Regions from separate parts of the Mus musculus genome. Here regions 1, 2, 4, 5, 6 and 7 are each linked to region 3. The links are chromatin loops, found by intact Hi-C in ENCODE. Cell type or tissue: heart. All regions are shown on one strand.

Region 1 (4,000 bases), 510 kb after region 3:
AGATAACAAAAGGTAAAATGAATTACATTGTATGGTTTTAGTTCCTTTTTCAATAAGTAGCCGTTTCCTTTGTCTTGGGGAGGTGGTAATTGATTTTAAATAGGATCACTGTTTTTGACAGAATGTATAATTTTAATATACTCAGTAGTAGTGACTCAGGTACATACACATTGCCTCATGTATACACTGGTTTTTGTACCTATTATTAATTAAACAATATAAATAATTTTATGGTTGGGGTCACCACAACATGGGGGACTTTAAGAAGGTTGAGGGCCACTGCTTTAGAAGGTCTGAGGGAGCACACGGTAGACTCAGGCAAATAGTCTGTTAATTGCTTTGCAGAATATCACTTGTGCTTGGAGATTGTTGACCGACTTACATATGTCTGGAGACATCGTCACTTCAAAGAAATCGTCACTAAGGCCATATTCCTAAATGAAGATTTACCAATAGATTTGGGGTGTAGTTAAAGTTCTGCTCTCCTTATAAACACCAACATGGGGGAAAAGGGTCTTTTTATTTATTTTTAACCATTCTAATTAAAGTTGACTGGCGTGAAAATAACCCATGCCTGCCCCTTTTTCCCCATCACCTTTCCCACCTTCCCTGTCACTGCTACGAGCTTCACAATGTCCTGACAAAACAGAAAAATTAAAAGCAACTTCTATCTTCAATTATGTGTGCAATTACAACAGTCTCAGTGCTGTTTCAACATGGCCACTCTCGTGTTTTCTTCAGCCATGTTCTGTTTCATTTCAATAAAAATCAATTTCTTCACTATGGTTTTAATTTCCTCATAAGATACACGTTAGGCTAGGTCTTTCTATCTAAAACTAAGTAGCATAAATAATTAAATAATTCGGTGGGATAGTTACCACATATAATCACTGAGAGTTTTTTTTTTTTTTTTTTAAATGCTGGAATAAAGCAACTGCTTCTTTTATCACGTGAAACAGTTCTTTCTCACCCCTCCCTTTCCTTCTCTTTCTTTCAAAACAGTTCGTTTTTGAGACAAAAATCTCATGTGGCTTAAGCTGTCTTGGACTTTTCTACACAGCCGAGGATGACCCGGAGTTTCTGATTCTCCCATGAGCTCCTTCTGAGCCGCAGGACCGCAGGCGTGCGCTACCACACCCGGTACGAGACTCCGGATCATACCTGCGGTACCAACGCTCGACCAACTGAGTTATATTCCCTAGTTCCCGCCTTGCTTTTCCCTTCTTCCTGTTTTCATTCCTCTTCTTTCCCCTTTTGAGGGTCTTGGTGGCTACAAATTTCCCAGGTCAAGCGGTCTTCCTTCCTCAGACTCCCAAGTGTCTGGGATAATAGGCACGGATGAGCAGTATCAAAACCTGTTCAGTTTTAACTCCTATTCTTACAAGCTTCAGCGTTCCTGGGTCCTAGTTACTGCACTGTGTGCCGCACACCCAGCCTAGAGAAACGCAACCCACCAGCTAGTCTACCTTAGTGTTTAGTTCCCTCACTATGGCAACTCTACTGGACCTTTGGAGTTCTAAGGATCTCTCTGATGGCAGAGTAATGGACAATCATCCTTGTAAAATGTCCTTTCTAAACAGCCTCCAATCAGAAACCAGCTTTGCACTGGCCTTCTAAGGGCACAATCTCTTCTCCTTTTCCTCATCAAAGAGCTAGATGCTTATCTTCAACTCCTGCCTATAAAGTCCAGGAGTAAGACCTTAGTTGAGAAGATGAAGTACAGAAAAATAATTTCAGGGCAAGTAGGGAAAGCAAAGGCTTTATCTGGGATCCATTCGGCTCCTATGTTGAATAAAGCCCCTGAAACGGGTTGTGTTTCTTTAAAAAAAAAAAAAAGTACCGGAGTTGTATGTCTCATTTTAGATAACTGGCTGAATGGTGACATCAGCAGGTCTTCCCAGGCCAACAGACACAATGCAACAGTATTCGGAATGAGTTAATTTTACTTTACATTACAATGATTTCTTGGAGCTATTTTTATAATGGTCTGAACACTTGTATTATATGTACCCTTCTCCAGCAGGGACTTGTATAGCATTTTTGAGTGTTTAGGATCACTGAAATCAGACTGGCATTGGTTTTTCTCTCAGTCCAGGCGCTTTTGAGAATACAGAGGGGAATCTTGCTGCTACCTGGAAGAGACAGGGATGTTTGGAGAGTAAAGGATGCAGAAATAAAGACTACCCAGAGGTGGCGCTGTGGTTAAAGTACACCTGAATTTTGATTACAGTGACTGCATTCCCTTCCTACTCCTCAAAGATGTTAGCCTCTACAACCTTTGAGCTTCTGTAACCACAGTGAAGCAAGATTTCTGGTAATATATCCCCGCCCATTCCACTTTACTGGAGTGTGTGTGCAGACTTCACACACAATCCGAATCAAAACACTAAAACCACCTCTAAAAGTTTAGGCCCCGGGGTAGCCTGGAGACAAAAGTTCAAAGTCCCATCTTTCCGACCCTTCCCCTTTCCTTCCCTCCACAAAGACCACCCAGACCCTTAGAGAGTCATTTAGTGATACCTGAGCACATTCCCCCTTAATTTACAACATTTCATTTTAGAATTACATATTCATTTTCATGTTCATACTTTAGGAAATACCACAACTCACCATGATTCTGTATGATATGTGTGCTGGTTTTTGTTTTTGTTTTTTTTTAAATCATTTTAAAGGAAAAGAAAATAAAGACCTTTTTTTTTTATGTACAATAAGGGGCTTGTACAGGTATGGAAATCTTCCCATATGATGTATTTTAATACAACAGTAGCCATGAAGATCTTGTGCAGGCCCGAAATCTCAGAGGGGAAGCAGAAGTATATCTACTTCTGCATCTGGTCTTAAAAGCAAAAAATCCCTGATTGCCTAGTTTTGATTGATTTAAATTGTAATGAGTCAGAGATGAACCCAGATATTACAATGTCTTATATCTTAAAGTGTCCTCTCCTCCTTTGAGGTTATTGTTTTGCTTTGCTTTGGGTTTTTTGTTAGGACAAAATAATAATAATAATAAAAAAACCTCTTTCCTAAATTGGTCTGTTTTCATCATGACCTTCTGCAGCTGTTGTCTGTATAGGACATTCCAATTATTATCACGTTGATTTTTTTTTAATAAAAAAGCTTTTAAGGTGAATGATCATAAGAACACAACGTTAAATACAAATCCATAAAAATAATTTTTAACTGTAGCATGTTAGGAACTCAAGGAGCTAGAATCCAGAAATGAGTATTTTTAACTGGTATTAAAACCACCCTCTTCCTGGTTTCATAGGCAATATTTATTCCTTTGCCCTAATTTTGGCAGTTTAAAGAACCAAAATTCTGCACACAGCTGCTAGGACTGTAGATTTTTTGCCTGATTTTTCTTCAACTTCCTTTCTTCCAAGCTTCTCCCACAAGACTGGTTTTAGTTAATGATACTTAGCAGTACAGCTTTGCACTTCCATGATAATTTCCAACAGAAAAATCTCTCTGGAACTTACTATTAATAATCAACCCTAGTATTAACCTCAGATCGGAGATTTATTAAACCTATTTGGCAGAGTAAAGTTGAATAACTTGATGTTCAAGGATCCAGGCTGAGCTCTGGCCCTGGAAAGAGGCTCTGAAGCTAGCTAGCATTCCTCAAATCTTGGTTTGTACAAGAAACGACTAGTCTTTTTTCAGGGTCGTGAGCTAGCAGCAGGTCTGGCAAATGCTCGCATCGCTTTAGGGGGCTACGAGGGAGCTAGCATCACACCCTCTACACTGAAGCAGAATGGTGAGCAAAAAGCTTTGCCCATAAAGTTTCCTTCATCTCTGAAAACCAGGGTGTGATTTGCATTCACCAGCAACTGACAAGCATCTATGAAATGCCTCCTCCTTCCAGTTTACACTGGGGTTAATGGGAGCAAGATGGGGTTAAGCTGGCAGTACTTAGGTAGGAACTACTTCCCACTTTGCTTAAGGTTTTGAAATCTGCAACCCGAAGAATTAAACAAAACACCCGCTTTTGCACCTCCCT
Region 2 (4,000 bases), 150 kb after region 3:
ACACAGTGGGAGGATCTGGCTTTCTGTTTTTAGCCTTGTCTCCCAGGAGGGAATCTGTGATCTCCATGGCAAGGTCTTAAGAGGCTTCTGCTCTTTTGGAGTATTGTCCTGAGACGGCTGTGAAAAAGAAGTCAGTCATTTACTGGGAGATGAGTTAGCAGCAGAACTGAGCGGTCCCTGTTAATGGCACTGACTAGAACTACAGTAGCTTTGGGTTTTTAGTTAAATTCACCAACTAGCTCAAACAGTGCATCCATGAGGGAACTGCTTCACTAACATAAAGGATGGTTAAATTGTTTAAAAACATTGATTGGCAAGGGGGTGGGGGCAGGTATTTACAAAGCCATAGCCTACTGAGATTTTGAAGATAGTTTGAAAACATTACTCCTTTGTTACTTTTGGTAGTGGTAACACATTCAAACGACTACAATGGGAGGGAAAAGCCAACAATTTACTTATGTTTCCAGTATAAAAGTTTAAAGGGATGTTCCCTAAGTGTTTTCTGAAGTACCAGATGTTTCAAAACAACATTGTATTGCAATGTAAGACGCTAAGAATCCACTCTTTGGACAAAGTAAGAAAAGCAGAGACAACGTTTGTGAACTATAAGACCTATGAAGAACAGAGTATTTAGAGACCTACGGTATAATTTTAACTTTCCAAAATCTTGGACAAATCACTTAAGTATCCTAAGTACAAAGACATGTAAATATGGGTGGAAAACTCCCATAGAGGAATTTACCAAAAATACAGTTGCTTCATGAGTAGCTAAGTAAGTCAAAACCAGGTTAACTCCTTTCAGAGATTTAGAACCCGTGTCGTCTGGTTAACGAGGAAAACCGCTTGTCTGGACCAAAACCCTTTAAGGTTTGGGAGTTTGTAAGCAGCGGTAGTTTCATTCACTTGTGTCTCACTCAAAGAAACGTCCCTCCTTTCTAAGCATTACTGACTATGTACCCTCTGTGCTCTGAAAAACCGATCCTAGCTGCCTGAAGCGAGGAAACCATCGTCTCTAGAGCTCCGGCTGGAATTCTGCCACGTTTCATTCCGGATGGAAGCGGCCGCTAAGGCAGCCCGTTCCACGGGCGGCTCCCAAGCGTGGCCCCGGGTTTGCCCTTCCACATCCGCGCTCTCCGACCAGCCTTGAGGCAGCCCCAGAGGCGGTCCACACTCACCGCTTGAAACGCAGTCGCCAGCAGCAAGCGCAGCCCCAGAGCGGGCCGCAGCCACCCACCCTGCCCTGCCGCCATCCCTGCGGTCTGCCGTCAATCTTCAGGGGTCTGAGGACCCCTGTGCCGGGGACGTCCACTGCACTGCCTGACGCGAAACCCGCCGCGAAAGGCCACTGCTACAAGCCTATTATCCCACAAAGACGAGTGTTAGTTAGGCGACCATGGGAGCCTGTAAGTGATCGATTGTTAAACAGTCCTCAGGTTCTTTTAGAGATTCAAATTAGGCATTTTCCTAAACTCCCCACACCGGGGCTTCTTATTCACGACATTCAATCGGCTATCCACGAAGCCCCAGCTCGGCCATCAGTAGCCCCGCCTCCTCCAAGTTTACCCAATCGGACAACGCCTTGCTTGAGTCCCGTGACAAGGAACCCAACCGTAAATCGAACCGAAAGGGCGAGAAGCGGCCTCTCTTCGGACCAATGAACACCACTGTACCGGAGGATGGGGGTGGAGCCTCTGGTTGCCGGGCAGCGTGCGTCAAGGCGTGCGCGTGGTGGCCGAGGGGGAGGGGAGGGGGCGGGCCGAGGGCGGCGCAGCCGCAGCCGCATCGCCACCGGAGGAGCGCGCGGCCGCGAGCGACCGAGGGAGGGAAGGGAGGAAGCGAGGGAAGAGGGCGTGCGGCCGTGGGGTCCCGAAGCCAGGGGGCAGCGGCAGCGGCAGCGGCAGGAGGGCGCCAGGGCCGTCGAGTGGGCCGGGGAGAAGCGTGCACCAGGCGGCCGGCGCTGGCTCCCGCGGGCGGGAGACCGGAGAGGAGGAGGGGGTCGCTGCGGCGCGGCAGTCCGCGCAGCTCCCGGGTCGGGGTCTCCTCCCGGCGCTTCGGTCGCCCTCGGGGCCCCGCTCCCCGCCCCCCGCGGTATGTCTTGATCGCGAGCGGCGGGTTTCATGGGGCTCCTCAGGATTATGATGCCGCCCAAGTTGCAGCTGCTGGCGGTGGTGGCCTTCGCGGTGGCGATGCTCTTCTTGGAGAACCAGATCCAGAAGCTGGAGGAGTCCCGGGCGAAGCTAGGTGAGGCAGCCGAGCGGTGCGCCGGGGCCGGGCTGGCGGGTGGGCATTGCCGGCTATAGCAAGTGGGCTTCCTCAGGGGGCCTCGGAGAACCTCGAGAGCTGGGACCCGGGCACGTCGAGCTCCCGCCACCGGGGAGGGAAGCTGGGCTGATGAGCTGCACGCGCGAGGTCTCTGGCCAGAGGGCTGCCCCGTCGGCCCTTCACTGAGAGAGGGGACCCAGGTCTGCCTGGAGCTGGTGCTGCTGGAGGACACAAACGCTCCCTCTCTCTTCTCTTCCAAATCGTTCTGCAAAGCCCCAGTCATGTGCAGAGATGGGGACTGGAATTTGAATTAGGGGCACCTGGGCACAGGATCCTTTGGGGATGGTGGTCGTGGGGAGATTCGTCGCGGGGAGATGGGTAGAAATGGAAGGAGACTCCGGGAATGATGGGGAGTGAAAGCGGCTCACCGTAGTGAGTGGCAGGCATGCCTGAGCCTAGGGCAGTAAGGGACCTTAGAACTGACAGCTTTGGTAGGCTGGCGGTGTGGGACAGCGGAGCCGATGATGGCACGAAAAGGAGACATCTGGGGGACTGAAGTTCTTTATGAGTGACGCTAAACTGGTTGATTTGGGCTTCAGAGTGGGGTCGTAAGTTTAGGCTGATTGCATGTACAAGAGGGGAACGTTGAGGGTTTGGAATTGCAGGGTTTACCTTGTGAAAGGAAAAGAGTGGGGAGAGTGAACCATATGGGTCTCTTAAAGCGTCTCTCTCAGTGCCCGAATGGAAAAGGGTGCTTGAAACACAAAATTGGAGTGCGAACTTGTGCAACAGCAGTCGAAAGCGCGGATAGTCGGGTGCTTCCGGATAGTGGAGAACTTTGGTATTTGGAAGTGCTCTGGAGACAGGGACTTAATCATTGACGCGTTTTGATTTAAAAATGTATGTGACACTTGAAAATCAGCTCAGAGAATGTAATTTGAATATGGGAAACAGCTTTTGCATACACTTTGACCTTGCCTGTTTCTTAAACACGATTTAAAGTTACCTTGAGGAACAGCTAGATGCAGCTTGGGGGTGCGGATTAATTTTCAAGAAAAGAAGTACCAGAAAAGAATTTAAATTTTATATATAGTAGATATTTCCAAGTTTTTGGTAGATTTTAAGGAAGCCTTGAACACATTTTAAAGAATAGTGTTATAAAAGCAAGAATCGTTTGATTGATGTCCAGCTCCGTGTGAAAGAGAAGCCAAAGGTACTTGCAGTCCAGTCCTCCTTTCTAGAGTGAAATTTGAAGAACTACTGAATGTATGTACTGGATTTAGAAAGGTTTTATGTGCTAAAAGTTATTCAGTTTAAATATTGAAGGTTGAACAGTATCTCCTTTTGCCTTTCACGTGGCTCATCTGTACAACATTTACAGTCAGAGTCTGGCCTCATTCATGATCCAGTTTTACAGGAAAGAAAGTGACTCAGCTTACAATAAATTAAAAGTTGTTAAAATGAGCACTTGTATTTACTATTTCTTCAATTGGCTTTTGGAATTCTCTAGCTGTAGAGGCTCAACCTGATTGAATGTGCCTATTGTCTTCCTGACCTAACAGTTTCCTCTCCAGCGCTTGGAAGCTGTTTGTGGACGCCACCAGAATAGCTGAGGATATAGAACACCACAGGTAGAACCATGCGTACCCTCATAGTTTTCATAAATGGGAAAAAAAAAGTCCTGTCAGGAATAAGTGCGTCCAAATGAGTATCTATGAGGGAAACAGCAATTATGCGC
Region 3 (4,000 bases):
ACTCAAATACAGATTTTTTTTTAAATCTTTCTACAGCGTATAACGTACAGATACTCTTGTTCCCTATTAATATATAGTAAAATCCTCACAAATAATCCAACTTTTAGTTTTTGTCTATAATGGCATTAAATAGCAAAAAATACTGTCACAGGCCAAATGATAGACAACAGAAGAAACCACGGTTTGTTTTATCTCCTTTTAACAGGGTCGACGTGCACCCATCCACTCCACCCCCGTTTTTCCTGTTTTCTTTTCTTTCAGTTGGGACTGGAACCAATGGCCTAACACTTACACTTGGAAAATTCTACCCACTGAGCTCCAGCCTCAGAACTTCCTCCCGATTTTTTAAAATTATATAGACCTAAAGCCTGCAGAGAGGTTCCAGAGATCGTAAGACTCCTTTCGTTCTTGCTTGATAGCAGCAAAGCAAATGTCAACAGCTGCGTCTCCTGTAACTATTCTCTCCTTCTTCGATAGCACAAGCTCTGTCTTGTCTAAGACAACAATACGTACTGTTAAAGACAAGACCTACCATTCTCTCACAAATGCTCTTAGTTTTTTTTAACAGAGCACATTGCATTTATTCGATCGAACTGCCATTGTGAGGACCTAAATGGCCCAGTTCTCACTAACGATGTGAAAATGAAAGTTTACGAGCTGGGGGTTATGGAATGCTTGTTTTAAAGGAGAAAGGGACACTGAGCTGGTGTGTACTTTTGCCTCTCCCCTTCATTTCCTTTCTAATGTGAGAACATATGTGTGATATCTAGAGGTTCCAGAGGCATCTTGAAACACCAAAATGAAAGTTACATGATAAGACCTGTAAAACAGGATCTATTGGACAGTGGTTTGGTCCCCAGGATAAAGGAAGTGGGGAGAAGAAAAAGGAGGGAGGAACAAGAAAGAAAAACAAAGACAGGAGGGTGATGGGTTTGAAGCGGTCTTTGGATACCTGAAGCCAGGCTAGGTCGCATGAGGCCTTTTCTCAGAAAACAGAAACTAAATTAGCTGAGTGTAGTGTGGGTGTCTGGGTGGGTGGGTGTGGGGGGAAGGGCTCATGCCTTTATCACACAGCTAAGAGTTGGAAGGTTGAGGCCCTGCCAGACAGTAGGTACTCAGGAGTGAAGGAATGTATAACCGGATAGGAACCTTGTCTTTCTTCTCCATTGTCTCTCTGAAATGCTCTTATATACCTTCCCAGGGGATGGGAGATACTTTCTAAATATGCCTCAGATGACCACCAGCCACCAAAGGGACTGAACCCTTCAGCACCTACTCAATGCCTCACACACAATAGGTCCTCAACAGTGAGTCAAAGTATAATAGGGTAGGGGACAATGAAGACAATCCCGTTCAGCAAAGATTGGCTAGGTGTCTACCCAAGCCATAGGTAGCCTTTGACCCCAGACCCAATACAGGAAATCCGGGCCAATGATTCTATAGTGTCAGTTCTGTTTCCTTTTAAGGAACGTTTTGTCCATGCTTTTCTAAGGAACTTTTGTCCGGGCGATTCTGTCACAGACACTCACTGAGATGCTGTGGGAGGGAATCAGGGTGAGAGCCCAGGAGGCTCTCGTTCTGGTAAGAACTTCCACTGATGCTCTGACACTGGCTTGGTGCTTAGTGAGCTGTCAGGAGAGCCTCAGCCGCGGCTCCACCCAGTGGTGAATCCTCGGCCACCCTGCAGGGGTCGCTGTTCCCATGAGAACCTCTGCAGCGGCTCCACCCAGTGGTGAATCCTCGGCCTCCCTGCAGGGGTCGCTGTTCCCATGAGAACCTCTGCAGCGGCTCCACCCAGTGGTGAATCCTCGGCCACCCTGCAGGGGTCGCTGTTCCCGCGAGGACACCCCCGCCCCCCACCCCACGCCATCGGTGAGGCCACGCCCCCCTCCCGGCCGGCTGTTTTCCGCCGCGGTTGCACAGTCGCCGGGCGGCGGGGCGGGGCGGGGCCTTCCTCCGGACGCGACCTCGGTCCCCGTGGCTCGCAGCTGCTCGGCGACGCGACAGGCCCAGCGTGTGAGCGGAGAGGCGCGCGCTCGCGGGCGCCCGCCCTCTTCCCTCCCCCGCCTCCCCGCCAGGAAACGACAGCTGCGCGGGGCTGGCGCCGCCTCCCGCCACCTACCACGTCCGCCCCGCCGTCGCCGTCGCCCGGCGCCCCAGCCCGGCCGCGGCGCTCCCCGCCTCCCCGCTAGCGCAGCCGGCGGCTCTGCCCGGCTGCCGCCCGGCATGAACATCATGGATTTCAACGTGAAGAAGCTGGCGGCCGACGCGGGCACCTTCCTCAGCCGGGCCGTGCAGGTACGGCGGCGGCGGTTGGGGCCGGGCGGGGTGGTGGCGCCGGGGAGGGCGAGCGGAGGGCGGGTCGGGGACGGCGTCGCCCTGGTACCCAGGCCTGCCGATGGGCGCGGCCTGGCGCCCCTGCCCCGCTGGCCGTTTCCGCCTCGCTCGCCCGGCCGCCGCCGCCCCGCGCCCCGGCAGGCGAGTCGGGACGCGGCCCAGGGCGGACACCTTGGGTTCACCCCGGGGCGGAGGCCTCGGTGCCCCAGCCGGCGAGGCAGGGCACGCCGAGCACCTTGGCGCCACCCCCACCCTCCGCTGCGCTCGCTCTCGCCCTCCGGGCCGCGTCCGACCGAGAAGGGAGTTTCCTTTTCCTGCCCCTCAACGCAGAGGAGCTGCCAGCTCAGTTCCCACCAGCCCTCGCTGCTGCCCCTTGGAAGGATTGTCCCAGAGCTTAGCAGCCCGTGGGGGAGATGGAGATTGCCTGTCCCTGTCGGTGTCCCAGCTTCACCAAGGACGCAGGACACCTAGGATTAGGGGTGCCCTGACGCGTTCCCCAGATGGGCTATATAGAGCAGGGGTGAGAGGAGGACGCGATTCACGTTGTTGTCACATTGGAGGGGACCGGGCACGCTTGGCTTCAGGCGCACTTGGAAGGGAAAAGTTCACTGCGTCTCCTTATTCTGTGATTAAGGAAGTGTCAGCAATAGGGAACTTGGGCAGATTTTTTACAGTCAACACCCACATTATGCAAACTCAGTTAAATCTCGGAGCAGATGTCAATTTCACAACGTGGCTTGTAAACAATCTGGTATTGAAGTTAGTGACATAGGGTAGCAGCAGCCCTCTGTTCCGGAAAGAGAAAACAAAAGTAATGTCCCATGTGCCAAAATCCCACCGAACTATAAATCTCACGTGTGCTGCTTTATTTCTTGATTCATTTCATTTTACTGGCACTGTGAATATCATATTTCGTTATCCTTGGCAAAAGAATCGGACAGTTCCCCAGGGTAATGACTGCCTATCTTATGAAAAATAGTATGACGAGCAGTTTACTGTGCATTGAACGTACTAGCTGCAGCCCATCTCTGTCACTTTGCCAGAGAGGCATTGTTCGCCCTCCCTTAAAAAGGAAGCAGTCTTAGAGAGGGTAAATAAACTGGCTTGACTTGCTTGGCTAGCAGACAACCAAAGTTGCCCTCTGACCCACTACTTACTATACTAGAGGCTGCGTTTTCCCTCAGAATGATCATCACGGGGTTAAGATATGTAAAATAGCAATATGATGTGGCCCCAAGAGAACTTAAAGATCATTTGGTAAAATCTGAACTCTTACCAACAGTGAGTAACGCTTAGGGATGGGAGATTCCACCTCGCTTTTGATTCCCTGGACCAGTGCACTGTGTGAGAAGCTCACAGCCATACTCGCCCCTTAATCCTCCTTCCTCCCCAGAAATGTGTGATTCAATAATTGGGGGATGAGATGAGGTGTTTTTAGACTTAACATTAACTCAGTAGAGGAGCCGAGGCTGTGGTAAGTTTTGTTTAGTGTTGCTTACCTGTTACTCCAGGTATTTAATGTGACAGATACTACATAATCCACAGTTTAATACAATTATGTGTCTCAATCAGACACAAAATACATAATTCAATCTAAATTATTGAAAGACTCAATTTTAGAAAGTAAAGCTAGAAATTTTCATAAAAATTATACTTCCCCAAT
Region 4 (4,000 bases), 100 kb after region 3:
GTTCCCCAGCTGAAGAGTTCTGAATTCACGCAGTTGAATCCTTCTCAACAGTCTGTTTTACGGGAACCTTTATGACCGTGACCCGCAGTTCTGGTTCCGGAATGAGGGATCTTCCTTGCGCCAGTGATGGTTAATTCCCGTCCCGAGTTTTTTTGTTCCGGGTTTTTTCTTCCCGGATTTTCTCGTCCCGGGTTTCGGCACCAACTCTTACACGCGTTCTCACGACCGGCCAGGAAAGACACAACAAACCAGAATCTTCTGCGGCAAAACTTTATTGCTTACATCTTCAGGAGCAAGAGTGCAAAACTCAAACCCAAAAACGAAAGCGAAACCCCGTCCCTATTTAGGAGAGTTATCCTTCGCCTAGGACGTATCACTCCCTGATTGGCTGCAGCCCATGGCCGAGTTGTTGCCACGGGGAAGGCAGAGTACATGGGGTGGAGAAATACCCTTGGCACATGCGCAGATTATTTGTTTACCACTTAGAACACAGCTGTCAGCGCCATCTTGTGACGGCGAATGTGGGGGCGGCTTCCCACAGTGAGGGTCTCAGTTCAGCTCTGAGAACCCACACAAAAGCCAGGCTCTGCGGACCTGATGCTGTGGTTGGGAAGACAGGAAGTAGTGCAGCAGCCATTGCATTAGGCCCTGGAGCTACAATCCACGATGAGCCACGGTCATTGTCTTCTCGAGGTGGACATGTCTGTGGAGATCGTACCTCCAGTAATCCATGGTATTAATTGTATGTCACATGATCGACAATAGTGGCAAGAATGGGCACATTTTTCTATTCTCTTTTTTTTTTCTTGGTTTTTCGGGACAGGGTTTCTCTGTGTAGCCCTGGCTGTCCTGGAACTCACTCTGTAGACCAGGCTGGCCTCAAACTCAGAAATCTGCCTGCCTCTGCCTCTCAAGTGCTGGGATTAAAGGCGTGTGTCACCACACCCGGCATCCTTTTTCTATTCTTAAAACACAGTATTTTTTTCATTTTCTCCCTTTTACCCCCTCCCCTAACTGTCTGAAAAAGGTATCAGGCGAGGCCAAGCAGAAGAGGCAGTGGTCCAGCAGGGCCACGAGCTATGGCAAGACTAACATCCTAGTTAGTTTTATCCGTTAGCTTTAAGTAGTTAGCTCTGACACACCCTAGAGTCAGCTGAGAGGAACTCTCACCCAAGGACCTGGAGGATTGCTCTGTATTGGACTGACCTAGGGGCATGTCTGTAGGGTATGATCTTAATTGTTAGTTGAAGTTGGAGAGCCCACTGTTTGAGACACCATTCCCCTGGCACGTGGTAGTCCTGCACTGTATTATAAAAACCAAGCTGATGGGGCCAGGAGATGACTCAGTGGTCAAGAGCACCGGCTGTTCTTCCAGATGACCCAAGTTCAATTCCAGGCACCCACACAGTGGCTCACAACCATGTGTAGCTCCAGTTCCAGGGGACTGACAACTTCCTCTGACCTCCTAGGGTGCCATTCACAGACATACACACAGACAATCACATCAAAGTGATCCAAAGCCATACCACAGGAAACAGCGTGGGTCACCAGAGTCAGTGCCGTGAAATGACTGGTTAACGTGTTAACGTGTTAGCTGATAATGCATAAGCTGACTAGCCAGCATCAGACGGACTGAAGGCACTCTACAGCTCTGGCTGGAACTGCTTACAATGTCAGCATCTATCCCGAAGTCTAAAATAGAAGCAGAAGTCAGGAATGTTCCAAATGAGGAAGACGTTGAGACTCATGGGAAGCAGAAAAAATGTGTGATCCTGGCTTGAATCCTCTGCTTATAAAAAGCTGCCGATTCCACCGGAAAATCTTAAGTGGACTTGGCTGGAAGAAGGATGTAGGGCAATTCTTTGTAACTATTCTTGTAACTTTTCCACAGGAAACTATTTGAAAAAAAATTAAGTAGTATGATTGCTGTGGCAATACAGCTTATTTGAGCTACTGGTGTGGCTGAGAGAATAACAGGGTGCTGTTGGGTGGGAGATGGGTTGGGGATAACAAACAGGTGGCTCTGAGCAAGAAAGCGTGTTTGTCAGAGGGAAGGAGGATTCATGGTTTGAGCTTCCCTCGTTTGAGCTGTGAGTTTCTTCTTCCCAGCCATGTTGGCCCAAGCACCTTACCTCGAAACTCTCTGTTGCCCTCCCTGCTAGCACTGTCTGTCTACCAGATGCCCCCTGAAAGCACTGTCTACCAGAGGATCCTGAAGATACTGGGAAGCCGAAAGAAGGCTCCTTCAGACACTTAGGAGATATCAGTGCAGTGACATCATATGGCCAGCAGATGGCAGCAGGCAATTCTGGGAAAGAAGAGCCTACTGGAGCAGGGAGGGAGGGCTGGTGAGGCCAGGGCCTGGCTGGCTCCAGCTGTTGGCTCTCTGTGAATTACAGCCTCCTGCCAGGCAACAGAGCCTCCTACAACCCAACCTTGCTCTCTGGAAATAATGGGGGAAAGAGAAGGAGGGCTGAGAGAAAAGTCTTCATTGTGTTTTTGAAGAAAGATGCTTTTATTTCTTCCAATAATGCAGGAGAGAAAAGGAGAAGCCATCATTTCGCAGAACTTGAATGAAATGCCTCAGAGTCCTGGGAGTTAATAGAAAGAGTTGGATTCACTGGTGAGAGGGCGGGACACACCCTCAGTACTCAGGACAAAGGAAGAATACAGACTCAGTTCACTTGTAGTGTGGAGGCAGGGGCTTGAGAATCAGATGAGCCAATCTGTGCATTACAGGGTGTGGTTAAGTATTCGAAAAATCGCTGCAATTGTTGCTACTTATTGGACACTTATTGAGGGCCAGCAAATAACACCCGGCACCAACCCAAGTGTTCGGTGTGTGCTCTATCATGAAATCTCTTCCAGAGTTATGTGTGTGTATGTATTTTGCATATTTCACATTTAAAATTTCAGGCTTAGAGATTGTAACTCATTAATATAAGTTTGTGAGGGTGTTTTACTGTGTGCCTACTGGGGACATACTGACAAGACCAGGGTTGAGGACAAACATGATCCTTCTCTTTTTGTAACTTACTGTCTAGCTGTGAATCCTAGGGTTGAGAACAGAGCCAGGACTTGATTTCAGGTTGGTCAGATACAAACGACTTCTGCTGCCGTTCTAATAACAATAATCGCAATAAAGCTGCACCATTGCTTGCTGTTTAGCACCCCGCTTCCTCCGAGCAGGCCTTTATTAAACCTCTCATTTGTAAAGTAGAAGTTAAAAACACCTAGTTTATAGTTGTCTGGAGAATAAATAAGATAATTCTAATTAAATGCTTACTGTAGTCTGGCATCAAAACTCATCAATAACAGGTCATTGTCATTACTAGGACTGCCTTGGGGTCTGAGATCACACACACACACACAAGTCTCATTAACACATCCTGAGAACTGTCCAAGATTAGACTGTGTCCAGCCTTGAGGTGGAGGAGAGGTTTCATCCCGGAGATGCTAGTTGCTGTTGTTGTTGTTTTGCCTTTGGGAGGGTCACTCCATCATTCTCTCTCCATGTGTCCTGGATGTGGCTGGCCCCAACCCCACCAGGGCTAGACAGATAACTCAGAGCAAGCCGTGTGGGATAATTCCTCCTCCCTGTTGATCATCAATCGAAGGATGAGTATCTCATCCAAATAGCCAATGAGAGTCACTTCAAGGGCTTTTCAAAGAGTTACCAGAAAAGAAATGATCTTTCAACTGAGGCTATTTGCAGGAAGGAATATCAGAACTGAAAGAAGCTGAGAGCAAGGTCACCCGGGAGAAAGACTGTATGTAGTCAATGGATGGCTTGAGAATCCTGATGACATCATCCGAGCCCTGGAGCCAGGGGCTGGCAAGCTTTTACTGGAAAAGGCAGGATCATAAATATATCAGATCATTCCTGCGAGGACCCAACGCATTATGGCTTGAGAGCGGCCTTAGACACTGTGTAAAGAAGTTACGTGGCTTCGTGCCACTAAAACTATTTACAGGAGCACTTGATGGGGCCCGGAGAGAT
Region 5 (4,000 bases), 77 kb after region 3:
TTATTACACAGACAAGCCTTCTGACCACAGTAGCCATGGAAATTCACGGTGGCTCACACTGAGGAGCCCTGTCCTAGGGTCAGGAACTATGTCATTCTGTCCCCACCAAGGCTACACTGGGCTCAGCAGATCCACATGGTGAAAAAAGAGAATCAAGTCCTGCACATTGTCTTCTGACCTCCACCCACGCACGGTGGTGCATGTTCCCAGGAAAGGCACATGCACAAGATAAAAATGTAATTAGAAGGATTGTTTGCAGATCCAAAACCAGGTTACCTACAGTGGTTCTACTTACCCTCACTGGCGTTAACGGCCTTCCATGTCCAGGCCTTTGGCTATCAGGTATAGGAGTTGAGATGCATTCATGTGGCTCAGTGATTAAGACCACATATAGCCTAGTCTATAGCGAGTTCCAGGCTGTACGCAGAAACCCTGTTCTCAGTTACTGCTGAGGAACCTGGTTTACTTCCTGCCACACACATAAGGCTCACAACCATCTGTAATTCCAGTTCCAGGCCACTCTTGTGGCCTCCATGAGCACCAGGCATGCAGGTGCTACACATAATTACATAATACAAATATATATGTAGACAAATACTCATATACATAAAAATAAACAAATACATCTTAAAATAAATCTTTACAAACAAAAAAATTATTCTTATCAGACACTAGCTTCCATGGATCCATATGCTACAAGCATCCTCAGACAGCATATAAAACCTACAACAGAGTGTTTCGTTTCTCTGCAATCAGCCTGCCTGGGATCACCAGTAACATATTTGGTAAGTTCATTGATTAATGACTTTCTATATTTTTTAAACTAATAAAATACCTTGTAACTGCCCTCACGGTGTGTTTTGTAACTAATAAAATATCACCTATCTGCTTGCACAGTGGAACCTATCTTTCTTAGCAACCTGACTCTGTGTTCCCGGGCCATGGAATTCACGTTTGGCTCGAGAACAAGGTCTCTCTTCTTCCCTTTGAGATGAGAGCAGTGCTTTGAATTAACAGTGTCGCCTGGGATGGAGAGAGCTGGGTGTTCAGCAGTGGCCATTCCTTTTACACTGGGATTACAAAACATGAAAAGGAAGCTTTGGGGAGCTGTAATCCTGACTGAATTAGTACCACATTTTTATTAGACCTTAAAACAAACAAACAAATCAGGTTTTATATTTAGCACAGTTTCAGATTCCCATAAAAAAAAAAAAGTCCAAAGATGTCTATACACACATGAATGACTCCCCCATTTAACCATGTCCCCCGACTCAAGAATGTGTGTCACACAGCATCCTGGTGACAAATTCTTCACAAGCTTGTAGAGCCATCAGAACTTGTCAAACTGTACTCTTTAACCATATTTAGCTCACTGGATGCCAAATACAAAGATGATTTTTTAAAAAATTATCAGGGGTATAACACCATTTCAAAAGTAGAATGGAAGTCTTTTTGTTTTCCTTAGCACTCCATCTTCTGCCTGAAATCTGACTTACTATGCACCCCAGACAAACATCAGCCCCCTGTGCTATGTTCCTGCTATTGACCTCTGTGGCCAGTGACCAGTATTCTAGACATCTGCTTCCACCCTCAGAATACAGCTCAACAGCTGCTAGTAGGTGGAGCCCATCCAGACCCAAGAGCAACTGTTCCAACAGCTGAGGAATGCTGGAGGGGTGGGCAGAAGTCTGAGAGCCGCTGGCTGGAAGGATAACACACAGCTGCCACAGGAAACCTGGCTGACACCCAGTCCTCACTTGGGGTCAGAAAAAGGATGGCTTAAACAGGATAATAACGTCTGGTGTTGTCTCTGCCCCTAATCTCTGTCCTGTTGACCCTCCAGGCTGTAAAGAAGCTAGCTGCATTGTCTGTCTGTCATTATCTTAAACTATACTTAGAGACATGGGCTATTTAGCAAGCCTGTGCCTGTCTTCCTAAAAGCTGGGAGAATCTTTGACCCTGGCTTCTAAGCACAGTAAACAAGGGCTCCCTTGGTTGCCAGCAAGCTCAAAGTGCTCATTAAGCAAGAAGGTTTCTGGCCAGTGGCTGGAATGACATCATGCTTCCTCCTGGAATCCAACTAGAGGTAAAAATCAGGTCATTCCATTTACAAGGAGACAATGCTCCCTTCCACTGCCTGTTTCTGGGCTTGCTGGCCTTCCAAGAGATCAGTGAGAGAGAGAGGGCTATTTGAACTCGTGCTTTGAGAACATCTCTTAAACCACCTGTCTTCATTCCCCGTGATACATAATGTCATCTCGCTCTGAGTGGCTATGTTAGAGAGCAAGGTGACCCTCACTTAACCATTCCAGACTTTTCAAAGTGTGCACTTGACAAGACATGGCAGCGGCAGCTAGGCCTTGTTAGTTAATGCGGAGACAGCCCTTCACACTCATTAACACAGTACAAGAGGAAGGAAGGAAATGTTCTTTTTTAATCTCTTAATACCGTTGATCGCTTTGATGAGAGGGAGAGAAAGATACTAGAGTCTTAAAAGAGGTCCACTCAAATTTCTTTAAGGTGAAACACAAATGAACAGTTTTCAGAAAGCACTGATCTACAGTCTGCTCTTTTTCTTTTCCTCTTCTTCCTAAAGCTCTCTTCAGAGTTCTTTAGGATTTAACATTATTCAACTCAGAGACCCAGATCTTTTCTGAGTCTATAAAATTTTAGTTTATGTTATGGTATTTGTTCCTGTGATAACATAACTTATCAAACTTAACAATTGTGTTCGTCAGTTTTCTGTTACCGTAACAAACAACCTGAGATGGTCAGCTTTTAAAAGAGTGAAGTTTGGAAGGTTTCTGCCCCTGGTGGGTTGGTTGGTCCTTTTGCACGGGGACCGTAAAGGGAACACATATCCATTTTCTATTGTGTCTAGGAAGCAAGGACCCCACAATAACATTTTAGGGCACATGCCCAGTGACAAAGACCTCTGTGACGGTTAATCTAGTCAACGTCACTGCATCTGGACTCAACTATGAGAAACATCTCTAGAAGCATCTGTGGGGCTGTCTGCACAAAGGTTTAACCAAGCAGAGACACTTTACCCTCAATTTGAGCTGGGCCGTCCTATTGGCTGCCATCCCAGACTGGACAACAAAGAACAGAGTTGGAGGCCAGGGTTCTTCACTCTCTGTTTCCTGACTGAGAACGGCTGTGGTCAGCTGCCTCAGAGTCTTACCACTGAGCCTTCCCCACCAGCTGGACTGTATCCCCTCAAACTGTGAGCCAAATAAACTATTCCCATAAGGCACTACTCAAAAGGAGTTTGAGAAAGCCCAGAGCAATAAGAAAAGTACCTAGTACAGCCTTCACTCCAGCCATTACTTCCCAGTGGCACAGGAGCAGAAGGGAAGCCTTTGTGTACCTTTGGGGTACATTCAGATCCAAACCATAGCAACGATGCTATCGCCTTATAGATTATCCTTCCCCCACCAACTGTGTACATTGAATCACCTACCAATTCTCTCATAAATGATTTGAATAAGACCTTAGCATGTGCCACCTGCTTATTTGAGAATTATCTTCTTAGTTGTTTAGACATTGTGCTTTGACACTCTCCCTGCATTTAACCAAGCTAGAAATAGCAGATGATTCCCCATCTTGAGAAAAAAATGGACCAATATTAGTTTGGTTTCCCTGGAAGTAAATCCTAAGACACGGATTTGAGAGCACTATTGTATTTTGGCAGTTCAGAGACTCCTAGAAAAGATATGAGAAAGTGACAAAGGAACGGAAGGCAGCTAGCCTCCTGTCACTGTAGGCAGCAACAGAGTTCAGAACCACAGCTAAACTGCAACTGTTAAACATACAGAAAACTGGAATACTCAACTACTGCATAAAAATAAGGATGTGACCACCCCAAAGTTTGGAGAAGGTTTTTATTGTAGATACGAGGGAGAGTACAGCCAGAGGTGATGGAACTAGGCGGCTGATTCCAACAAAATCACACACACACACACACACACACACACACACACACACACACACGGGTCTC
Region 6 (4,000 bases), 1.2 Mb before region 3:
GCCTGCAGCACTCTCCTCCCCTATCTACAGACAGGTCTTGTCTTGTTTTGCCAGCTATAAAATGAAAAGCAATTCTCTCCTTATAGGTACTTTAATGATTGTGAGAAAATTCAAAACTGTGGAACATGGGAACAGAGCTCCCAGACTTTACACTTAGGGTTTACTGTCCTCTTAAGGACTATAGTGGGTATCAAAGACCTTGTTTCAAGTAGAATGTGTAGCTTTCCATACAGCAGGTGCCCTACCAACTCCACTGAACACGGAAACTATGGCAGTTATCCTGGCCGTACCTTTCCCTCCTGGTACTTAGCTCTATCAGTTGTAATTATGGGCACAGCGCAATAAACTTTACAAGGGGTAAGTATGGTAGAAAAAGGGGTCTGAAGCACACATACATCTTCAACAACTTGAGGTTAAGTTCGTAAAGACGATTTTTCGGCAGCATTTTGGTGCTAAGTAAGAACGAGTTACCGGTTTTTAATGTGAATTCATGTATATTATCTAAGTTGTGCTCATTTGATTTTTTTTTTTTTTCTGGCAAAAGAAGTTAAAAGGAAGGAAAAAAAAAACGAAGCACGTTGTGGTTAAAGCCATTTCCTCAAATATTACTGTGTCTGTGAAGTTCTACATGGTCTAAGCAGAAGAGTCCAATTTAGTCGGGAGTATTTTCAACGTTTACCTGGGAACCAAGTCTCAGCGAGAAGTACGCACACCCCCTTCATTTAAATACGTGGGCGTCTGATTACTCGGGGAATTCCAGGGCGTGCGTTCAGCTGGCGAGCTTTCCGCAGCCCCCGATAGAGACCAGTTTCACCCATCTGCTCTACGCCCGGGGATGCCTGGTCCAAAGCCCGCTGTGGGCACACTCCGGCGGCTCCCTAGGCTAGCAGCTCCCGCGGCGGTGGCGTGGGATGGGGGATCGGCAGGATGGAAAGCCACCAGCGACGAGCGGATGGCAAGGAAACATCCAAGCCCACCGACAGGCTTAACCGCGGACTCCCGGGTCGCTGGTGGATCGTCTCCAGCCAGCTCCCGGGAAGCAGGCAGGTCGTGCTGTGCCAGGACCCCGCGCTCTTCCGACCTGAAGTTCCCCGTCGCTCAGCTCCGGGTTTCCGCTTTCCTCCGCCCGCCCGCCCCGCTGCGCCCCGCTGCGCCCAGCCCGGCGGAGCTACTCACGTCCTTCTTCACTTCAGTCAAATCCTCCTCCGTGAGGGACGGTGCGGGAGCCTCCATGGCCCAGGCCGGGATGGCGTCCTTCCGGCCCGCGCCACCCCGCCCAGACTAAGGGCTCGGGCCTCCGGGAATCAGGCTGTGACTTCGGGGGGACTAGGAACAGAAGCGGGGGAACGGCCGGCTCACGGACGAGGAGGTGGAGACCTCAACGCCCCACTTCCGGCTCCGCCCCTGGGGCCAGCGGTGCCGCGCTCAGCGTTCTTCCTAACTCAGGCACCACCCTTCGGCGAGGCGGGTCTGCCTGCAGGCCCCACCCACCTACGTGCCAGCCAATCAGTACTACCCTCGGTTACGTCTCTGCTTCCGCAGTGGCTCCGCCCACAGCGGGCGTCCCTCTAACCACGCCCCCTTGTCATTTACATAGGCTTGCGGATTGGACGCCTGAAGGATTTGTTTCCGTGGGCGGAGCACTGGCCGCTCAGTTTAGCGGGATCTCCCCGCCTTCGCAGACTCCTCGTTTGGGTGGAGTGTGGGCTGAGTCGGCCAGAGCATTTTGGTTTGCTTCTCTTTTCCAGATGTTGCGGAACAATTTCCTGTTGTGCTGAGCCAGGTTTTACAGTTGCGTGATCATACGTATATGTATACACGCACACATAACTTCCGTTTGAGGGCCTGCTCTGGGGGGCCACTGCCATTTACCACCTAGAACTAGGGAGACAGGAGCAAGGAGATCTTGAGAGCAGAAAACAAAACGACAAAACACAAAGAAAAAAAAAAAACTGTTAAAAGATTTAAAAATTACCTGCAATCCCATCAATTTAGCAGCACAGGTAGTGTTTGGGTACTTTTAAGTCTCTATTCATTAGAAGCATTTCTCCTTATTAATCTATGCAGTAGAGACAAATTTAAAAAGCTAGGGCCTCTAGGAGTATATTTAAGGTTCTGAAGCTACTTGGTACACAGTTACACTCTCTTATTGTTATCCTTTATCTCTGTTCAGTAAGTAAATTCTAGGGATGCTCTGATGGGGAAGTTGTTTATTGGAGGCCAAATGGCTATTTTCAGAACGATATTTTAACTCGTAGCCCGTGCAAAACGTGTCCTAGTGGATGAGGTGCTCCACATAGAGTCCTAGGCAGAAAATGATTATGTGGTCGATGAAGTAAATCTGCAAGTGTAGACTGAAATGTCAAGAGGACCAAAGGCAACAGGAATCTTTATCTAAAACAAAAGAACCAGTAGAGGCTTAAAGCCACATCTCTGTAGCTTTGATCAGAGTTCTGGAATCTTGGTGTTTACATTATGCCAGGTCTTTTTTTACGCTGATGTCTAGTATACTAGAGTGTTTTCCTGTGTCCTTAGTCATCCGTTGTCTTGTTATAACCCAATTTGCTTAATCATTTGCTCTTTCCTGTAGCAACCATCTGTTGAATGGCAACTACTGAACTACACCCAGATCTTCTTCTAGCAAATCAAACACCTCTGTCCTCCAGCTAGGGTGTGGTGGCACAAGCTAGCTAGCTGTGTTGGCCAACCAACTGCTTGCATCTGACCCAGCTATAAGCAGGAATAAATCATAAACTTACTTAAAACATTAGGAGGGTTTTTTCCTTTTTGCATTTTTTCCCCACATTTTGGATATGTAGGTTTTTTTTTGTTTGAACCCTGCAGATAAGAATATCCTGTCTCAAAATAAAAAACAATAGACCCAGTCATAAGTATTGTCAAAGTTCAAGGTTATTCTGGGCTACTTAGTAAATTACTGGGACAACCTGTGCTATATAGTAGGAGCCTGGCTCCAACAAACAGAAAAAACAACAATAACATCTGTTTCTTCGTGAAATTTACATTAAAGCACGTATTTGTTTGGGGGTGGAAAAGGTAGACATTTGAAAAGTTTCGTGTGTAAAGTGTTTAATATGCTAGAATCTCATAAATACTAAGAGGGAAAGCGACGCTGGGAAATGGAAAAGGTGGAGATGGAGACCACACGGAGATAAAGGATACATTTCCCACGTGCAGGAAGTGAGGGAGGAGCCGTTGGACAGAGGGAAAAAGGGAAAAAGAGCTCTCAGTGGAGAGCCCTGCAATGCAGAGGCTGGGTGGCTGGGGAGGTGAACTCTGCTACGGGCAGAGTTTAATCTGACTTTGCCCAGAGTCATACAGGTTTACTCTGAGTCAGAAGGAAAGCCGCTGCAGGCTTCAGAGGAGCAGAGGGACATATGCAAACTATGCTTTCACTGTTCTGCAAGCTGGCCAGCTACTGCTCTAATCTAGACCCCAGGAGGTAGAGGCCTGGCTGGATTGGGAGCAGTGAGAGAGAGGAGAGCAGGCTGGGTGAGAAAGGCCAGGGCGTTTGACTTTGTTTTGAAAGGCTCCCTGTTGCTATCAAGAAAAGACCAGAGTGCAGAAGAAAGGATGGGAGTCAGAGAAACAGCTGGAAGATTTCATTCTCCAGCCACCCAGATATAGGGCACTGTGATGAATACTCACTACCATCACAAAAAAAAAAATGTCAAGCAATCTTCCTTCTTGTTTTCTTGGGAATAATGTCTATGTTTTCAGGCAAATGTTGAACTGGGTTCAAGCCATCCGCCTTCTTCAGCTTGTGCATGATCATGGCCTGTGAATCTCAATCCTGAGTTTCTAATGTATCACCATTCCTCCATTGGCAAACTCATTTCCCTCCCTTTCGGCTAAGTCACAGGGCCAGACTATAAAGGCATAGCTTCAAGCAAACAAGCCTGTCCTTTCTTTGCAATAAGTACCGATTCCCAAACGCTAACAGGAACCTGCATTTCCATCTAACTTACAAGTGTACCTATAT
Region 7 (4,000 bases), 67 kb before region 3:
ACTATTTTTTTTCTTCCTCAGCTAATTATTTCATTGTTGCTAATGCTGCTGGCGTTGTTTTGCAAACCAGCCAGTGGCTCACATGAACTGAGTTTCACCTGGGAGGCCAACCAGGCCTGAAAGAGAGGGAAACTAGGCAGGAGAGAGAGAGAGAGAGAGAGAGAGAGAGAGAGAGAGAGAGAGAGAGAGAGAGAGAGAAATGGAGCCAAGACAATATTCTGATCAAGGCTCAAATGTTTAATGGCGACTGCACTTATAAAAAGGGGGGTAGGGAGGCCCATTCCCTTAAATTCATCCTTGGAGCCTGGAACTAGCTGCAGGTGCTGACGTGCAGGATAGGGCATAGTCTCTGGAATAGCAGTATATTGAAGAGAAACATTGACAGTGGCTGAACAATAGAGTGATCCTGGGATAAAGGCTCCACCTTAGGTAATCTCCTTAGGGGCAGCAAGGTCAAGTTCTGGCTCAGCCAGCTTCAGGCTAAGAAAAGGTTACAAATTGTTATTTGAAACAGAGTTTTACTAAGTATGTCACCCTGGCTAGCCTGGAACTTTCTATGTAAACCAGGCTGGCCTGAAACAGAGATCCACCTACCTCTGCCTTTTGAGTGCTGGAATTAGAGGGTTGCACCACCACACTTAGCCATGTGAGACTTTAAATATTATAGGTTGTTTATCAACTCAAGATAACAAGAAACATCACTTAAGGTTTCTATACTTCACTCCGTTGACCTGGGTGACTAGGTAAACTATTAAATAAAATGTGCATGGTTTTCAAGTAGAGCAGCAGATTTTGCTCTTTATCCTAAGATTAGTAAAAAGACATTAGTGGTTGAAAGCAAAGGAGTAACTTAGTGAAAAAAAATGTTTAAGTTTGGAAGGGTTTTATAATTATGAGGTAACTAGAAGGCCTTGATGGCCTATTTCCTGAGACTAAGGAAATATTGTTAATTTTTCTTTAGATGCATAAATGGTATTACAGTAATATTTAACAAGAAAGTTCATACCATCTAATGGATAAGATGAAGAGAATTTTATGACACCTGTGCACAAGTAGACCCTTGGATGGAGGCAAGAGTGTTATAGAAAAGAATAAAGAAATGACAAGGGAGACCTTGGGAAATTTCCATTAGAGTCCAGGAAAATAGAGACATGGGGGCTGAGACCACATCAGAAGTGCTACCAGGCACTGCCAGAGGAACTCTCAGGAGAGGGCAGTCAAAGCATCACACAGGCAAAGCAGGAGAGGGTTCTTAAGGAAATAATGCAGGTAAAGTTAACACATCGAAGCAATACCTGGACAATGGGTAAATTCTCAACACACTGTCTTACGGTGATGAGTGAGATAAAAACAGTGTAGAAAAATTACTGCTGGAAGAAGAAAACGAAAATAGTTCTTGGGCACAGTGGTAGAAGGGGCCACGTTTGAGTGATCCAGGGTAAATGGAGATTCATAGGCACTGAGGCTGTAATTGCTAACCTTGTTTTCAAGGTTTTGACCTCTAAGGGAAGGAAGGAGATGAGAAGAGGGCCAGGGTTGTGAGGGTGACTAGCAGCAGTGTCTGTGGTTGTGACAATGAGAGAACTGAGGTTCCATTCAGGAGGTCCTGGCTTACATATTCAAGTGCTGGTAAGAATTCTGTAGGAAAGGGGAACAAATGAAAAGATAAGTACATACATTCGACAGTAGTAAAGGCAGAATTCAAGGCACTGGGAAAGGCCTGGTTGCTGACGACAGAGGACGTTTTTATTGTCCCAGGAGCGAGAGGGTCAAGTGTACACAGGATGGGAAGGGCCTTTCCCTGCTCCCTTCCCCAGGAACGAACAGAACAGTTGTCTGGGCTGAGCAGGACCCCAGCACCTAGGAGACTAGGCAAGAGGATTACACTGTCGGGGCCAGCCTAAGCCAGAGAGACGCTGTCTCCAAAGCAGACAAATAAAAAGAGAAAAAAAGAAATATTCATACAAAGCAACTGTATGCCCCCTCCCCAGTACCCTCTCCCACCTGTCCCTCTGTCTGTCCATCCCTCATTCTCTCACCCCGTTGCTCTCATGCTTACATTTAGACCTGTGTCACACATGCTTCATCTATATTTACAGAGAGAGACAGAAACAAATGTCACCACTGGCTAACTCTGAGTATCTGAGTGACTGGCAGCTCTCATCCCACTGCATTTCTGTGCTATTTGGGTATTTTAATGGCCATACATTGAAGCCATTAAGTCAGTAAAGTATTTGTCTTAAAATCCAAAAGTGATGTAAGCCAGAAACATGATGTGCATGTGAGCATGTATACACACATCATCTAAGACACATCCATGTCAGACAAACCTATACACAGACAGAAACTGAAAACACAAGCAGTACAGAAAGCTACAAATTCAAAGTCAACACCTCCTCCCACCCTTTCTTCTCCAGCATCCTCACAGACTCTGCCAGCAGCCAACAAAGCACACATATAGTGGAGAGTCGGCAAAGGACCAGAGTTCAGTTCTCAGTGATCCTGGGTGGGAAGTAACCGTGGGAAGCTACAGGGTCTATAGCTATGCTGATTTCTCCTCTGGCTTCTGAGTGCACCAGGCACACAAGTGGTCCGTGGACATATATGCAGGCAAAACACTCAAATACAAATTTTTTTAAAATCTTTCTACAGTGTCTAACGTACAGATACTCTTGACTACTATTGTTCCCTATTAATATATAGTAAAATCCTCACAAATAATTCAACTTTTAGTTTTTGTCTATAATGGCATTAAATAGCAAAAAATACTGTCACAGGCCAAATGATAGACAACAGAAGAAACCACAGTTTATTTTATCTCCTTTTAACAGGGTCAACGTTCACCCATCCACTCCACCCCAGTTTTTCCTGTAAGTTTTTTCTTTCAGTTGTGACTGGAACCGATGGCCTAACACTTACACTTGGAAAATTCTACCCACTGAGCTCCAGCCTCAGAATTTCCTCGTGATTTTTTTTTAATTATATAACTGACCTAAAACCTGCAGAGAGGATCCAGAGAGCGTGAGACTCCTTTCATTCTTGCATGACAGCCGCAGAGCAAATATCAACAGCTGCGTCTCCTGTAACTATTCTCTCCTTCTTCGCTAGCACAAGCTCTGTCTTGTCCAAGACAACAATACATACTGTTAAAGACAAGACCTACCATTCTCTCACAAATGCTCTTAGTTTTTTTTTTTTAACAGAGCACATTTCCTTTATTAGATCAAACTGCCATTGCGAGGACCTAAATGGCCCAGTTCTCACTAATAATGTGAAAATGAAAGTTTGCGAGCTGAGAGTTATGGAATGCTTGATTTAAAGGAGAAAGGGACACTGAGCTGGTGTGTACTTTTGCCTTTTCCCTTCATTTCCTTTCTAATTTGAGAACATATGTGTGATACCTAGAGGTTCCAGAGGCATCTTGAAACACCAAAATGAAAGTTACATGATAAGAACTGTAAAACAGGATCTATCGGACAGTGGTTTGGTCTTTGCTGTCAGGATACTTAATTTTTTCTTGTTCTTTCTTCTTTGCACATGATTACTTAACAAACCACAACCAACAGCAATAAACTGTGTCTCATTTAAATTTAAAGCACCTTTAGCTGGATAGTTCTTCATTCTGACATCGCACTATGAAGCAAACATACCATTTGCTTACATAGGACATCAAACTAATATGATCTAACAAAATTGGTTGTTATTACTTCACCATGCCATTTTTCCATGCAAAATGATGCACTCATGTATCATTAATAAAATGGTAAATATTAAACATGAATGACTTTTTAAGGCAAGATCCGTTTATCCCAAGATACATAGCAGAAAATGACCTCTAACTCCTGCTCTGCCTGCCCCTCATCTCAATTGTTGATATCATAGATATATGTCACCATATCTATTCTATGAATTGCTGGGGATCAAACCTAGGGTTTGGTGCATAAGGAGCACCATTACTGTGCTGTATCACAGACATGAATAACTTCATAATTCTCAAAGT

Evidence for each region. A loop is a pair of places that touch in the nucleus more often than their neighbours do. Peaks named below come from ENCODE experiments on the same cell type or tissue, not always from the same donor. Only the 100,000 strongest peaks of a DNase experiment are listed, where the experiment ranks them.
Region 1: it touches region 3 in a loop (3-fold over the local background); 8 of 42 quality-filtered maps call a loop at or near these places.
Region 2: it touches region 3 in a loop (6-fold over the local background); 7 of 42 quality-filtered maps call a loop at or near these places.
Region 4: it touches region 3 in a loop (4-fold over the local background); 9 of 42 quality-filtered maps call a loop at or near these places.
Region 5: it touches region 3 in a loop (5-fold over the local background); 3 of 42 quality-filtered maps call a loop at or near these places.
Region 6: it touches region 3 in a loop (7-fold over the local background); 4 of 42 quality-filtered maps call a loop at or near these places.
Region 7: it touches region 3 in a loop (11-fold over the local background); 3 of 42 quality-filtered maps call a loop at or near these places.

The regions. Positions count from the first base shown.
Region 1 is chr3:144,205,952-144,209,951 of GRCm38, reverse strand. No RefSeq gene overlaps it. Among named protein-coding and RNA genes, the nearest start is that of Lmo4, 2.7 kb to the right of the region's middle. In heart, a CTCF peak has its summit at 2,195; no DNase peak of the experiment used is centred here; H3K4me3 peaks cover 487 bases; H3K27ac peaks cover 484 bases.
Region 2 is chr3:144,567,975-144,571,974 of GRCm38, reverse strand. Hs2st1 (heparan sulfate 2-O-sulfotransferase 1) reads left to right here and starts at 1,759. Exons shown (of 7, transcript NM_011828.4): 1 at 1,759-2,241. The coding sequence starts at 2,118. It overlaps Selenof (selenoprotein F), which reads right to left and starts at 1,548. Exons shown (of 5, transcript NM_053102.2): 1 at 1,176-1,548. The coding sequence starts at 1,250. In heart, a CTCF peak has its summit at 1,879; a DNase peak (open chromatin) is centred at 1,584; H3K4me3 peaks cover 3,644 bases; H3K27ac peaks cover 2,749 bases.
Region 3 is chr3:144,718,280-144,722,279 of GRCm38, reverse strand. It overlaps Sh3glb1 (SH3-domain GRB2-like B1 (endophilin)), which reads left to right and starts at 1,945. Exons shown (of 9, transcript NM_019464.3): 1 at 1,945-2,298. The coding sequence starts at 2,227. In heart, no CTCF peak of the experiment used is centred here; DNase peaks (open chromatin) are centred at 2,059, 2,789 and 3,379; H3K4me3 peaks cover 3,020 bases; H3K27ac peaks cover 3,062 bases.
Region 4 is chr3:144,615,523-144,619,522 of GRCm38, reverse strand. No RefSeq gene overlaps it. Among named protein-coding and RNA genes, the nearest start is that of Selenof, 47 kb to the right of the region's middle. In heart, CTCF peaks have their summits at 2,074 and 2,277 (motif pointing right); DNase peaks (open chromatin) are centred at 1,632 and 2,292; H3K27ac peaks cover 745 bases.
Region 5 is chr3:144,641,410-144,645,409 of GRCm38, reverse strand. No RefSeq gene overlaps it. Among named protein-coding and RNA genes, the nearest start is that of Selenof, 73 kb to the right of the region's middle. In heart, no CTCF peak of the experiment used is centred here; DNase peaks (open chromatin) are centred at 1,659 and 2,019; H3K27ac peaks cover 1,384 bases.
Region 6 is chr3:145,921,692-145,925,691 of GRCm38, reverse strand. Bcl10 (B cell leukemia/lymphoma 10) reads right to left here and starts at 1,430. Exons shown (of 3, transcript NM_009740.2): 1 at 1,177-1,430. The coding sequence starts at 1,233. In heart, no CTCF peak of the experiment used is centred here; DNase peaks (open chromatin) are centred at 861, 1,501 and 3,481; H3K4me3 peaks cover 2,187 bases; H3K27ac peaks cover 2,581 bases.
Region 7 is chr3:144,784,792-144,788,791 of GRCm38, reverse strand. It overlaps a transcript of Clca3a2 not described here. Among named protein-coding and RNA genes, the nearest start is that of Clca3a1, 26 kb to the right of the region's middle. In heart, no CTCF peak of the experiment used is centred here; no DNase peak of the experiment used is centred here.